3 separate regions of the Mus musculus genome follow, and all the other regions are linked to region 1. The links are chromatin contacts, found by POLR2A ChIA-PET in ENCODE. All regions are on one chromosome and are shown on one strand. The core of a region is the stretch at or near the end of the contact, and the rest is flanking DNA. Distances in the headings are between cores, read along the strand shown.

Region 1 (3,718 bases), core at 667-3,166:
ACAATCCAAAAAAACCCCACAAAAACCCAGGAGGGCTTAAAGTTTCCAAGTGCTGGGATCACAGGCATGTACCATCTGTTCTAGCAACAACCTAAATGGTTTGTGTGTAAGTGCATGTGTGTATGTGTGTGTGCATGGATGCACACTCTCGTGCATGTGTGTGTTCGCATGCCTGTGGAGGCCAGAGGACAACTTCTGGTATTGTGACTCAGCTGTTGTTTACTTATTAGAAAAATTTAGAGATTTTATTTTTGCAATTTTAAAATTATGTTTTTGTGTGTGTGCCTGGGCATGGGTGTGTGCATATGAATATGTGTCCATAGAGTCCAGAAGAGGGTGCCAGATCCCTTGGAGCTGGAGTTACAGGTTAGCTACTAAAAATGGGTGCTAGGAATTGTACTGGAGTTCTCTGGAAGAGCAGCCAGTGCCAGGGATCTGTCTGTCTCTGCCTCCCAGCACTGACATTACAAATCTATGCTACTATGCCCAGCTTTTTTTTTTTTTTTTTTTTTTTTTGGTAGCATCTCTCTATTATGAATCTCTGGCTGTCCTGGAATTCACTATTTAGACCAGGCTGGCCTCGAACTTGCAGAGATCTACCTGTCTTCCCCCCATCACCCACTTGTACGAGATGCTTTTAAAGCTTCCCAACTAAATAGCTTATTCACCTTTTTTGGACCCACAGGATTTTGAGCTGCTCTTGGGGCTCTTCAAGGCACAAAATACAGGGTCAAAGCTCATTCCCACTTAATTTGAACTTAGGTTGAATTTAACACTGACAAGCTTATGTGAAGGTTTCTACTAGCCAGAATTTAGATCGAGAACCACATCAACAGTTATTAATGAAGAAGTCATTCTGATACACATATCTGGTACTGTCACGGAAGCTGGGATACCTATGGGGCACCCCATGGGGGTTTCTATGTATTTTCTTTTATAAAACTTTCTAACTTGGAAATTCTAAACATTTCCTATCCCATCTCAGTAAATGTAAGGTTTCTACTAATAGTTGAAGATAGTCTTTCTCTCTTTCCTCTCTTTAAATTCAAGTACTGATTTTGTGCCTTATACATGCCAGCTGTGCGGCCACCACTGGGAATTTAACAGTGAACAAGACATCAGCGGTTTCCTTTCCATTCTCACACCTACTTTATTGTGCTATAATTCACATACCATACAGTCCACTAAGGCGCACAATTCAATGGTTTTAGTATATACATGGAGTTGTACATCTATCACCCACCAAAAGAAACCCCATGGCAATGATGTCACTTCTAATCCCCGCCCCTGTGAAAATTTGCGGGTCAAATAAATGGCTCACATCCAAGTGTCAGGAGACAAAGCAAATCACTGTTGGTAAAGGTCAAAACTGAGACGGGTCTTCCTGGCCACCTGCACCACCAGTGCCCTCATGACACTAAGGCATCTTGTGATCAATTGGCGTGTGTGTGTGTGTGTGTGTGTGTGTGTGTGTGTGTGTGTGTGTGTGTATACAATGCTTTAAAAGACACACACAGCTTCCGGTAGCGAACCGCAGCGTGCTCCACCTGAGAACAAACAGCAAGGCACCACGTCCCGAGCCACACCCGTGCCCCAGCAGCACGCAGGAAGACACCGACTTCGCGCTGGCGCAGACTCGGCTTCCGATTGGCCAGGCCTGTCCAAGGGCCCGCCTTCCGCACGCTGTGGGCTTAGCTAACCTAGGGTCACTGTCTTCGGGAGCCGCCGCGCGGGCTGAGCACAGAAAGCAGCCTTCAGCCGGTTCTCGGCCGGAGAAGGCTACGGTCCTTTTTTGACAAGGCCAGGCCCTGGGCTGTTCTAGGGGGCTCACAAGTCATTCTTTGTCCATTCTCTGCTCAGAAGGGAGGAGCTTCGCCTGCTCCCGCCCCGGAAGCGGAAGTGCAGGCATCAGGGGGTTCTGTCCACGGTGAGCCCGGCCCGTGTTGCAGCGGTCCCTCTTGGTGGTTCTATCGCGCCCTCTTGGCTGCTAGTTGTCGCGCTCTCCATCTCACCATGCTGTCTCTAGACTTTCTAGACGATGTGCGGCGGATGAACAAGAGGCAGGTGAGACGGGCCGCCCTCTCTCTCTCTGCCAGGGTTCCTCTGGTCTCTTTGCCGTTGCGGGGCGCCCCGCGGATCTCTGGGCGGGATTGAGGGCCTGCGTGGGTCGGTTGCCTGTATGGATCATTTCTTTCTTTGCAGACTGTAGGTAGCCAAGACCTCTTTGCCCCCATTCATAGCACCAGATTCGGGGGACCGAGAGGGAAGGAGAGAACCTTTGCGATCCCTTCCCCCCGAGGAGGCAGGGGAGTAAGTGAAAACTATAGGGCGCTTTGTAAGTGGGAGTTTGGGACACTGTAAAGCGGCAGACTTAACCGTTTCTGGTGGGGCTCTGGGGAAAGCCATTACAGGTCCCACAGGAGCCGTTGTGTTGCTTTCATTGTGTAGCCACCTTTCAGCCCAGCTAGACCTCAGTGAGCTTCATCCATTTTAACTAGGGTCACTCTAAGCTCGGAGTTGAATCTGTTATACCACTTGTGTGCCAGTTTCCTTGGCAGAAAGGTGACAGTCCACTGAATCTTTGATGATAGATGTCAGTGGAACAGAAATCTTGAAACTTAAATCAGATTTTATCCTTCAGTCTTGCTGTCTTCTAGCTCATGTGTTAGAAGGTACTGAGAACACGGTCACCTTTTTGTCTCCTGAACCGAATGTTCTGGTAGCAATTGACCTTTTCCCTGCCTCCCTACCCCCCTCGTATTTTGGTATTAAGAATTGTCTCATTTAAAGATTTGGTTTATTTTGGAACAGGACTTTGTTTTGCCCTGTTTATAATTATTACATAGAAAAGTAGGTCCGTCTCTTCTTAGACATACATACAAAATTGTGAGACATTCCAGTCAGAACAGCTTTAAGGAGTAGCTGTCACTTAACTGTCTTCTGTATGGACTCCTATTTCGGTGATGGGGATCAATACCAGGGCCTTGCATTCATCACAGGCTACCAGAACCGCGCTTCTAGTTTTGAAAGACCTTATTTTTATTACTTTATTTCGAGACAGAGTCTTGCTATGTAGTCCTCCTGCCTCAGCCTCATGAGAGGTAGATTTATAGATATATGTCACAACATGGCATCACTGGCTGGTATGACTCTGCCCTGTTGCCTGGAACTCACCGTGTAGCCCAAGCTGGCTTTGAGCTGGACTCCTGCCTTCGCATCTTGAGTCAGGGTAAATAACCGTATTTTCTTTTTTAAGTTTGTTTGATTGTTTTTCAAATGTGCTGAAAATCATTCCTAGCACTAGGCAAGTGATCTGTCACTGAGCACATGTATCCTCCATCTGGAAAGACCTTTTCTTCCTTCCTTCCTTTCTTTCTCCTCCTCCTCCTCCTCCTTCTCCTCCTTTTTTTTTTTTTTTTTTTAGATAAGGCCTCACATGTAGATGAGGCTGGTTTGGAAATCAGAGATCCACCTGCCTCTGCCTCAGCCTCTCTCTGCCTCTGCCTCCCAAATACTGGGATTGAAGGCATATTGGTGACACCATCCTCTCTTATTCCATTCCCAGAAATTTTGTGTATGTGTATTGCTGGTGATCATACTCAGGGCCTTTCATGTTCTTTGTTTGTTTTGAGACAGGGTTTCTCGTCCTGTTCTTGAACTTATTCTGTAGACCAGGCCAGCCTGGCACTCTGCCTGTCTCTGCCTCCCGAGTGCTAGA
Region 2 (4,103 bases), core at 364-2,863, 87 kb after region 1:
AGGCAGAGCATGGCAAGTGATACCTTGGGAGGTAGACAAAATAGCCCAACTTTAATGCTTTTAAGCTTATTATGAATCTACAGGTTTCTGTGTCTTTTATCTGGGAACAATATGGTCTGAAGTGGGGTAGAAACACCTAGTAGATATTTAAAGACAACAAGGGGATATAGCAACCCAATAATAATAATAATAATAATAATAATAATAATAATAATAATAACTACCACACACATACACAGCATTGCTCTTTTCAGAAGACCAAAGGAAGAGTAGTGGGATGCAGTGATCTGGGCTGAGAGAAACAGAACTGACATATCCTACCCTAAGTCAGTTCAGACTCCCTTCAGAGACTGTGACCTAACAAAGAGGTTAGTCATTCAACCTCAGTGACCACTTAATGAATAGATAACACTCATCCTTATCATATGGAACATCATAGTGATTACTAATGGATCGCATGTCAAGGTGCCCCCAGCTTCACTACAAGTCATTAGTGCTATATTTCAAAGGAGGTTGCCCTCAGATAATCTCCCAGATCCCAGAATCCAGGACTCCTCAAGGCCCCTATATAAAATGGTGTACCAAATACCTTCAATCATCTCTAGACAACATATACTTAAGTGTAAATAATATGTAAACAGTTGGTATGCTGTACTGTTTGGGAATAATAACGAGAACGCTCCTACATGTTCAGTACAGACATTTCTGTTTATTTTTTTGCTTCTGAAGCAAGATCTCATTATGTAGCCCACGCTGGCCTCGAACTCCTGACCTGCCTGTCCTGCTTCCTGAGTGCTGAGATTACTGCCTGCCCAATTCCTTTTTAAATGAACACACATGGGGATCATTGCGGGGGGTGGGGGTGTGGGGGACACACACCTAGATCTGAGTAGTAGCTCTACAAAATATTCAAAGCAGTGGAATTAAAAACTATTTAAGTATTATGAAAGCAATGAATATTTATTTTTAAAAAATCATTACACCATAGAATCAGATAACATGCCCTCCCCCATGAAAATAGCAAAAGTTAAAACAGAACAGCAACAACAGAAAGAAAACTGAAGCTCCCAATGTCAATTTGTCCAAAATGACTACGTGAAACACAAATACATCGTAATTCTTCCTGGACATCCCGGGAACACTGAACCTAGACAGCTTATTAGCTAAGCCTGGCTCCGACACGCCCCCTCAGAACCTCAGTTTCCCCACCTGGTCAAGGAGGCGGCTCGGTGGGATGTCGTCGAGCATCCCTTCCCAGTGTAAAGCCTGCGTTCCTAGGCTGCGCGTACCCAGCGCTCTGGTGTGAGCGGAGCCTCGAGGGCTCCGAAGAACCAGGACGCAGAGCTGCGCGTCCAGCCCGTCGGGCGCGGACACCGACGCCCCTCCCCCAAACTGCCCTGAGCTGGCTCCAGGCCCGTTACTCGCTGTCTCTCTGGCTGTTCCCCGCGGGGCGCGCGGCTCCTGACCTGCCTCTCCCGCTCGCCTCTCCAGGGACCAGGTCCTGTTCCCGCTATCTCTCTGAGCGCAAAAGCACCCCACGGTCTGGCCCGGCCCGGCCCGGCCCCTCTGGATTCACCTCAGCTCAAGCCCAAGGGGCACAGAGAACAATGGACGGGAGAGGCCCGCCCATGGCCACTCTCATTGGCTGTCCACAACAGTTCCTGAAATTCTGCTCCACTATTGGTGAAAACTGCGTCCAGATGGGCGTTGGGAGGGAAGTTCCACCCGATGCATTGCGGGAAATGTAGTTTACCCAGAGACGGGGGGGGGGGTGGTTTGTACCTGAGCGAACAGAGGGTTTGATAGCCGTAAGTAATGCCTCCGGATCAGAGGCAGAGGACGACCCAGGACTAGCTGTCTGTCTTCTAGTACTGCCCAAAGCTTTCACCTGAGACAGATAGTGCCAATTCTCTAAAGCTCGCGTGTATTTATCTATAAAAAATGAAAGCTGGGTGAATGTATCAGTCTTTTTCAGCTGAGAATTGAGTGGCAAATGAGCCCTCGAGAGCCAAAAGCTGACTCTAAGCAGAGAAGAAATCTGCGCAATCAAAGTTCCTCTTGGCCCAAGTTCGCACCTCTCCTGGAAATTTGCAGCTACGCACAGGCATTTGCACTCCGGGGTTGCACTCCCCTTTGTTTTCACACGTGGTATTCTTGCGTCTTCACGAAAGCCCCGCCCCGCTCTTTCTGCTTTGTAAGTCCTAGTCTATAGTCGGCTCCTTGGAACCTGCCCTACAGTTAGGCAAGAGGTTAGCTCTGGGAGGGAATGACCACCCAGGCACCCTAAAACAGGACACAAAGGACAATAGTGGTCCTTCCAGATGGGTCATCTCAAGGTCCCCAAAACAGGATGTAAAGAACAGCAATAGATGGTAGTGGTCTACTAGTTGGCTCAGCTTCAACTGGCTTCAGGGTATCTCTAGATAAGAGTATGCATGGAGTGCCTGCTACCCCTTCACCAAGTGAACTTTTCAGCTTTGAGGGCACTTAAGCCCCAAGACTGGGTGAAATGAGCTTCCAAGAAAAGTGTGCCACTTTGTTTTAGTGCCCGCCTTAATGGAGGGACAGGGAGAGGATAACAGATAAAGGATAAATCTAAACCCACTTCTGTCCCCGACACAGCCATTCCTACTCTGTACGGATTGCTCTCTTCCCAAAGAGCATACAAACTTTTACTCCCTTACTCGCTCTAGTTAAAACCCTTGACTTGGGGGCTGGAGAGATGGTTCAGTGGTTAAGTGTGGGAAGCCGTTGCAGAGTGGCAGTTGCAGAGTGGCAGTTGCAGAGTGGCAGTTGGCTACTGCTGGCCACTACACATACATAGGCAGTGAAGGTTCTTTTGCCAAGACAAGTTAACCAATCAGATGTGAGACACACCTCTCCTAGGCCTATGTAAGCAGCACCAGTTCTGGGCTCAGGGTCTTTTCGCCTCTACAATCAAGCTCTCCCAATAAACGTGTGCAGAAGGATCCTGTTGCAGCGTCGTTCTTCCTGGCCAGTTGAGCGCGCGTAAGAGTTAAGAGCACTTGCTGCTCTTGCAGAAGACCCCAACACCTACATTACAGCTCACAACAGTTTGTGGGCCTGGTTCCATGGGATCCATACTAAATAAAAACAAGAGAGTAACTACCTGGACACTCAGGTAGGAAATCTAAGGGAGAAGTGATAAACAATATCCTCCGTGGTCTACGATAAAATGCACCTTTACCCACTGAGCCATCTCGCTGACCCAGGAACTGTTGTTTTCTCATTTTGTCGTTTGCTTTCTCGTAGTCTATCAAATGAAAGAATTTGAATGTTGGAGAGATAGTTTACTGGTAAATAGCACTTCCTGCTCATTCAAAGGATCCGAGTTCAGATCCCAGCACCCGTATGGGTGCCTTACAACTCCCTGTAACTCTGGCTCGCACGCGCGCGCACGCGCGCACACACACACACAAACATACACACAGCAAAATAAATTCATTTCTTCTGACTTAAAATGATATTTGGCTTTAAATTTTTTATTTTATTTTATTTTATTTTATTTTATTTTATTTTATGTGCACTGGTTTGAGGGTGTAGGATCTCCTGACTGGAGTTATAAAAGTTGTGAACTACCATGTGGGTGCGGGAGGTTGTACCAGGGTCCTCTGAAAGAGCAGCCAATGCTCTTAACCACCAAGCCATCTCTTCAGCCCCACATCTGGGTTTTGGTTTTTTTTTTAAGGTTCATTTTATTTTTTAATTTTTTAAGAAAAGACTTATATATTTTATTTATAAGTACATTATAGCTGTCTTCAGACACACCAGAAGAGGGCATCAGATCCCATTAAAGATGGTTGTAAGCCACCATGTGGTTGCTGGGACTTGAACTCAGGACCTCTGGAAGAGCAGTCAGTGCTCTTAACTGCTGAGCTCTCTCTCCATCACGGTTTATTTTATTTTTAATTATGTGTTTCTGTGTGGGTATTTGCATTTGAATTTGGATGCCCACAGAGGCCAGAGGTATTGGATCCTCTGGAACTGGAATTAGAGAAGGTTATTAACTGCCCAACGTGAGTGCTAAGAGTCAAACTTTGCTCCTCTGCAAGAGTAAGTGTGTGCTCTTAATCACCGAGCCA
Region 3 (3,970 bases), core at 1,393-3,892, 110 kb before region 1:
GGGGCAGGCAGGAAGTGTGGGACACATAGACTCTGGAGCCCCAGCCACATGGCAATTGTCCATAGCCCCCAGGGAAAGCCCAGCCTCAGAGCCCAAGGGAAGGACCCCTTAAGAGCTTCACAGCGAGCCAGGGGGTGGTGACATGCACCTGTAATCCAAGCACTTGGGTGCAGGGGCAGGCGGGTCTCTGAGTTCGAGGCCAGCCTAGTCTACAGAATGAGCTCCAGGACAGCCCGAGCTACACAGATTAACCCTGTCCCTCAGAACAAACAAACAAACAAACAACAGCAGCAGCAACAAAAACCAAAAAGAGCTCTGCAGGAGATCTACAAAAAAGGCAGACCCAAAAGATGTTGAATTCAAAATGGAGGGCAGAACTTGCTTCGCAGCCAAGACCCTGGGCTGGAGCTGGACAGAGCTAGTAAAGTCCTCAAAGGACCCCTTCTTTGTTTCTTGGGCTCCATTCACCTCCACAGGAAGTCAGTCATTTGAGGGGCAGCAGACTGTGCAACCCATCCTCCAACATAAGTCAGACCTTTCCATAGTGCTGGGAACTGTCCCTCCCCCAGCCTGAGCTCAGCCCACTTCACAATCCCTTTTTGGCCATAGGCTCTTCCAGAAGCCAAGCAAACCTGGCTGCTCTGGTCAGGACCCGTTTGGGTCTGTAGCCAGTTGGCAGGGGGTGGAAGAGTACAGGGGAAACTGTCCCAAGTCCAGGGCTAGAAAATCCTTTCCCACTGCTCCTACCCGGAGCCTTCGGATACCCAACAAGAATAGTCGTCTTACAGCATCCCCACTAAGGTCCAAGGACTCAAGCCAGACAAACTTTTCTCACTTCCCGCCCTCTGGCTGATACACTATAAAAATGTCTAACACAAGCTCATCCAGGAAACATCCCCAGGTCCAAGCCTCCAGCCTTGTTCCTAACAGCTCCGAACTCACTCCCCTCTGCCTGGCTTTCAAAGCATCCTTTCTTCCCTTCCTCCACTGCAACATCTCCAAGAAGAATCCTGCTTCCTTTTCTTCTCTTTGTTCACTGCTATTGACAAAGGCCAGATGCAGAAAGAAGTGATACCCAGATAAATCACTTAGCCTAGTGAGATAAGCGATAAGTCACAGTGACAAGTGAGAAGCACGAGGCTCTCACAGGGCAGGCTGCTTCACTAAGGAGCACAATAAATGTCCACATTTCCTTGCAGCATTCCACAGAGCCAACAACTGGGGAAATGGTGCCCTACCACAACCCCCAGCAACCCAGGAGCCTGGGTGAGTTTGACTTAGTCACAGTACCGGCCCTCAGTCCTACCCCAAACACGTGACACCATTTGCCGAGTTTTATGCAGAAACAGGTTCCGGTTACATTTGAACTTTTCCAACTCCAAGGTCAATAGGACTCTGACGATCCAGGAAGTGCCCAGGGCTTCTTTTCCTGACTGTCCTTCGAGCCTGTATGTATTTATTCTCTCTCTCTCTCTCTCTCTCTCTCTCTCTGAGCGGAGAGCAGAAGTCTGTAAATAGTGTCTCAGAGAAGCAAGTTACGCAAGCTAAATTTTGGTGCTAAGAAGTAACAGCCTACTCCAAGGCCCACCCTGTTACATTTCCTTTTGGAAAATGGGCTCAGGAGCAGAGGGAAGCTGAGCTGCCCACAAGGGGCAGGAAGTTCCTGTCTCCGTGTCTCCAGGGCGATGCACTTGTTCTTGGGTGTCTGCATCTTGTTCTTAGAGTGTCTTTTGCAAGGCTTGCCTAGTGTCTGTGTATCCTTTGCAACTAGGGATAACCTAGCTCCTAAAACAAAGCCTTCCAATGTCTCTTTCTGCAAGGCCAATAAAGGGTTCACCAGTCCCACCCCTCCTGTGCCAGTTCAACCCCTACTGGGTCCCACTGGGCAGGGCAATTGACTCCTTCTGAGCTTCAAGCCACAGATCCTCCCTAGATCCCCAGACAAGGCCAACAAACAGCCACCTCCTGGCACCTTCCTCTCAACCAGACACAACACAGTGCAGGAAGGCCAAAGCCCTAGGCCCAGGGGAGGAACTTCAGTTATCACAAGGCCGATCTCGGACTCTAAGCTAAACAGCCTCTAATGGCTCCCCCCACACCCATCAACCAGCAGTCCCCTCCTTTGAAGCCTGAGGAATTTCAGCCACTCTGGATCCCCTTATCACTAACTGTGGAATTCAGCCCTGGGGTTAGCTTGGTGTGGGCGAGGGAGATAAGGAAAGGGCCCCTGTAAAATCACTCCAAACTATGGCCTTTCCCCTCTTGGGCCACACATTTGAAACCCTGGGGCCCTCAAGGGACCAAAAGGGTACCAAGAGGGTCCTCAGGGCCTTAGGGTTGAGAAAGTTTGAGGGCCCCGGTTTTACCCAGGCCTCCAGATTTCAGAGTGCTTTTGAGAGCCTGGCCACACCCGGCCACCACCCAAAGGACAGAGCAGCCTGGGGCAACCCAGGGCCCTGGGCGACTCACCTAGCCTCTGGCCGCACGCTAAGCAAGTAGCTGCGACTGGCTGGGCCGGGCGTCCACACCGGCCCGTCGTCCTCGCTATCTCCACCAGCTCCTGCTCGACCACCCAGGCCCCAGCCCCGGCCCGCGGCCCTCCGCGACCCCATGGCACCGCAGCCCCTGCCTCCAGCCCCGGCTCCTGCCCGACTCTGACGCGCGCCCCTATTTATAACCCGGGGCTGCTGTCACCTGCTGCTGTCCCTCCCCCGGTTTAGGCAGCTACTCAGCCTAACCCGGGAGCCAGGGAGGCCTGCAGAGAAACTCCGTGAATGCCGACCCAGAGACAGAAAGAAAGGGTCCTTAGAACCCCAGCCTCCTCACAACTTTCTTCTGGCTTTCTTTCAGTTTTTAGAGAAACAAGTAGAACGAGGGTAGAGAAGAGTTCCTAGGGGAGGAGAGCTTAAGATAGATCCTGAAAGGGGCCACACTGACAGCCACCAGCCAGTGGTCTGTGGGCCACTACTTAAGACATACTCTGTCACCTCTATCAGTGACCTCCCTCTATCCAAAGGAGCCCAAGATTCCTGGGTATACATTGTGTGTCTCCCCCAAACCCTTAGCAGTATCTAGCATAGATTAGTGGTTCATCAAAGGCTTCTAGAATAATCCAACCTCTTCCATCCCTTCAGGCTCCATTTCCTAAGGTCAGAAAATGGGCCAAGTCCTAATGCTTAGAAAAACGATTCTATCCTTCACCGTTCCCAGAGCAAGCTGCTAAGCACAGCTTAAACCTGGCGCTTAGTTTTTGGGAGTGACCACAGTGGGTTTATCTGTCCCTGACCACAGACCTAACCTGGGCCAATCAAAGGTCTTCACCGAAATATTTGTTTATTCTCTCTCTCAGTCCTGGCTTCAAGGCAATTGCTGAGACTACAGGTGTGTGCCTTCATTCCTGACTTACCAAAACACTCTTTAAAAAAAAAATGCATTCCCTATATTTTCTTTTCTTTCCTGCCTCTAAGCTCTCCTTTGCTCTCCTGCTCACTCTATTTCAATTTCATGGCCTCTTTTTCTTTAATTCTTGTTACAAATATTTCTTTAATTGTTGTTACACCACACACACACACACACACAACCTGCCCAGTCTGTATAATGTTACGTGTGTGTATATCTTCAGGCTGACCGTTTGGTACTGGATAACCAGTTGGTCTGCTTCCCCTTGGGGAAGACTGTTTCTCTGGCTCTCAGCATTCCTTAATTGCCTATAGTTATTTGTTTAGGTTTGAGGCCCTGTGAACTTTCCCTGTTCCATGACAGCACGGTTACTTGTATCATCCCTCATCAGGTCATGTTTAGGCAGCATGTCTAGGTGTTGGTGAGACTTCATGTATATAATTTCTGACATTTCTAGGAGATACACTGTTACCGAAACTTCTTGTTTCTACAGTCTTCCCCCTTTCTCTTCAACAATGATCCCTGAGCCTCGGGTGGAGGAGTTGTGTTGTGAGCACACGCCCCCATTCAT

Evidence for each region. ChIA-PET counts read pairs that join two places held with the same protein, here RNA polymerase II (POLR2A).
Region 2: POLR2A ChIA-PET joins it to region 1 with 14 read pairs in Patski. The contact joins the promoter of Zscan2 here to the promoter of Sec11a in region 1. POLR2A ChIA-PET finds 5 or more read pairs at or near these places in 4 of 5 experiments (Patski and embryonic stem cell).
Region 3: POLR2A ChIA-PET joins it to region 1 with 18 read pairs in embryonic stem cell. The contact joins the promoter of Alpk3 here to the promoter of Sec11a in region 1. POLR2A ChIA-PET finds 5 or more read pairs at or near these places in 4 of 5 experiments (Patski and embryonic stem cell).

Annotation. Positions count from the first base shown.
Region 1 is chr7:80,945,748-80,949,465 of GRCm38, reverse strand. It overlaps Sec11a (SEC11 homolog A, signal peptidase complex subunit), which reads left to right and starts at 1,916. Exons shown (of 6, transcript NM_019951.1): 1 at 1,916-2,064. The coding sequence starts at 2,014.
Region 2 is chr7:80,858,441-80,862,543 of GRCm38, reverse strand. It overlaps Zscan2 (zinc finger and SCAN domain containing 2), which reads right to left and starts at 1,613. Exons shown (of 3, transcript NM_001382511.1): 1 at 1,467-1,613.
Region 3 is chr7:81,056,272-81,060,241 of GRCm38, reverse strand. It overlaps Alpk3 (alpha-kinase 3), which reads right to left and starts at 2,642. Exons shown (of 14, transcript NM_054085.2): 1 at 2,470-2,642. The coding sequence starts at 2,612.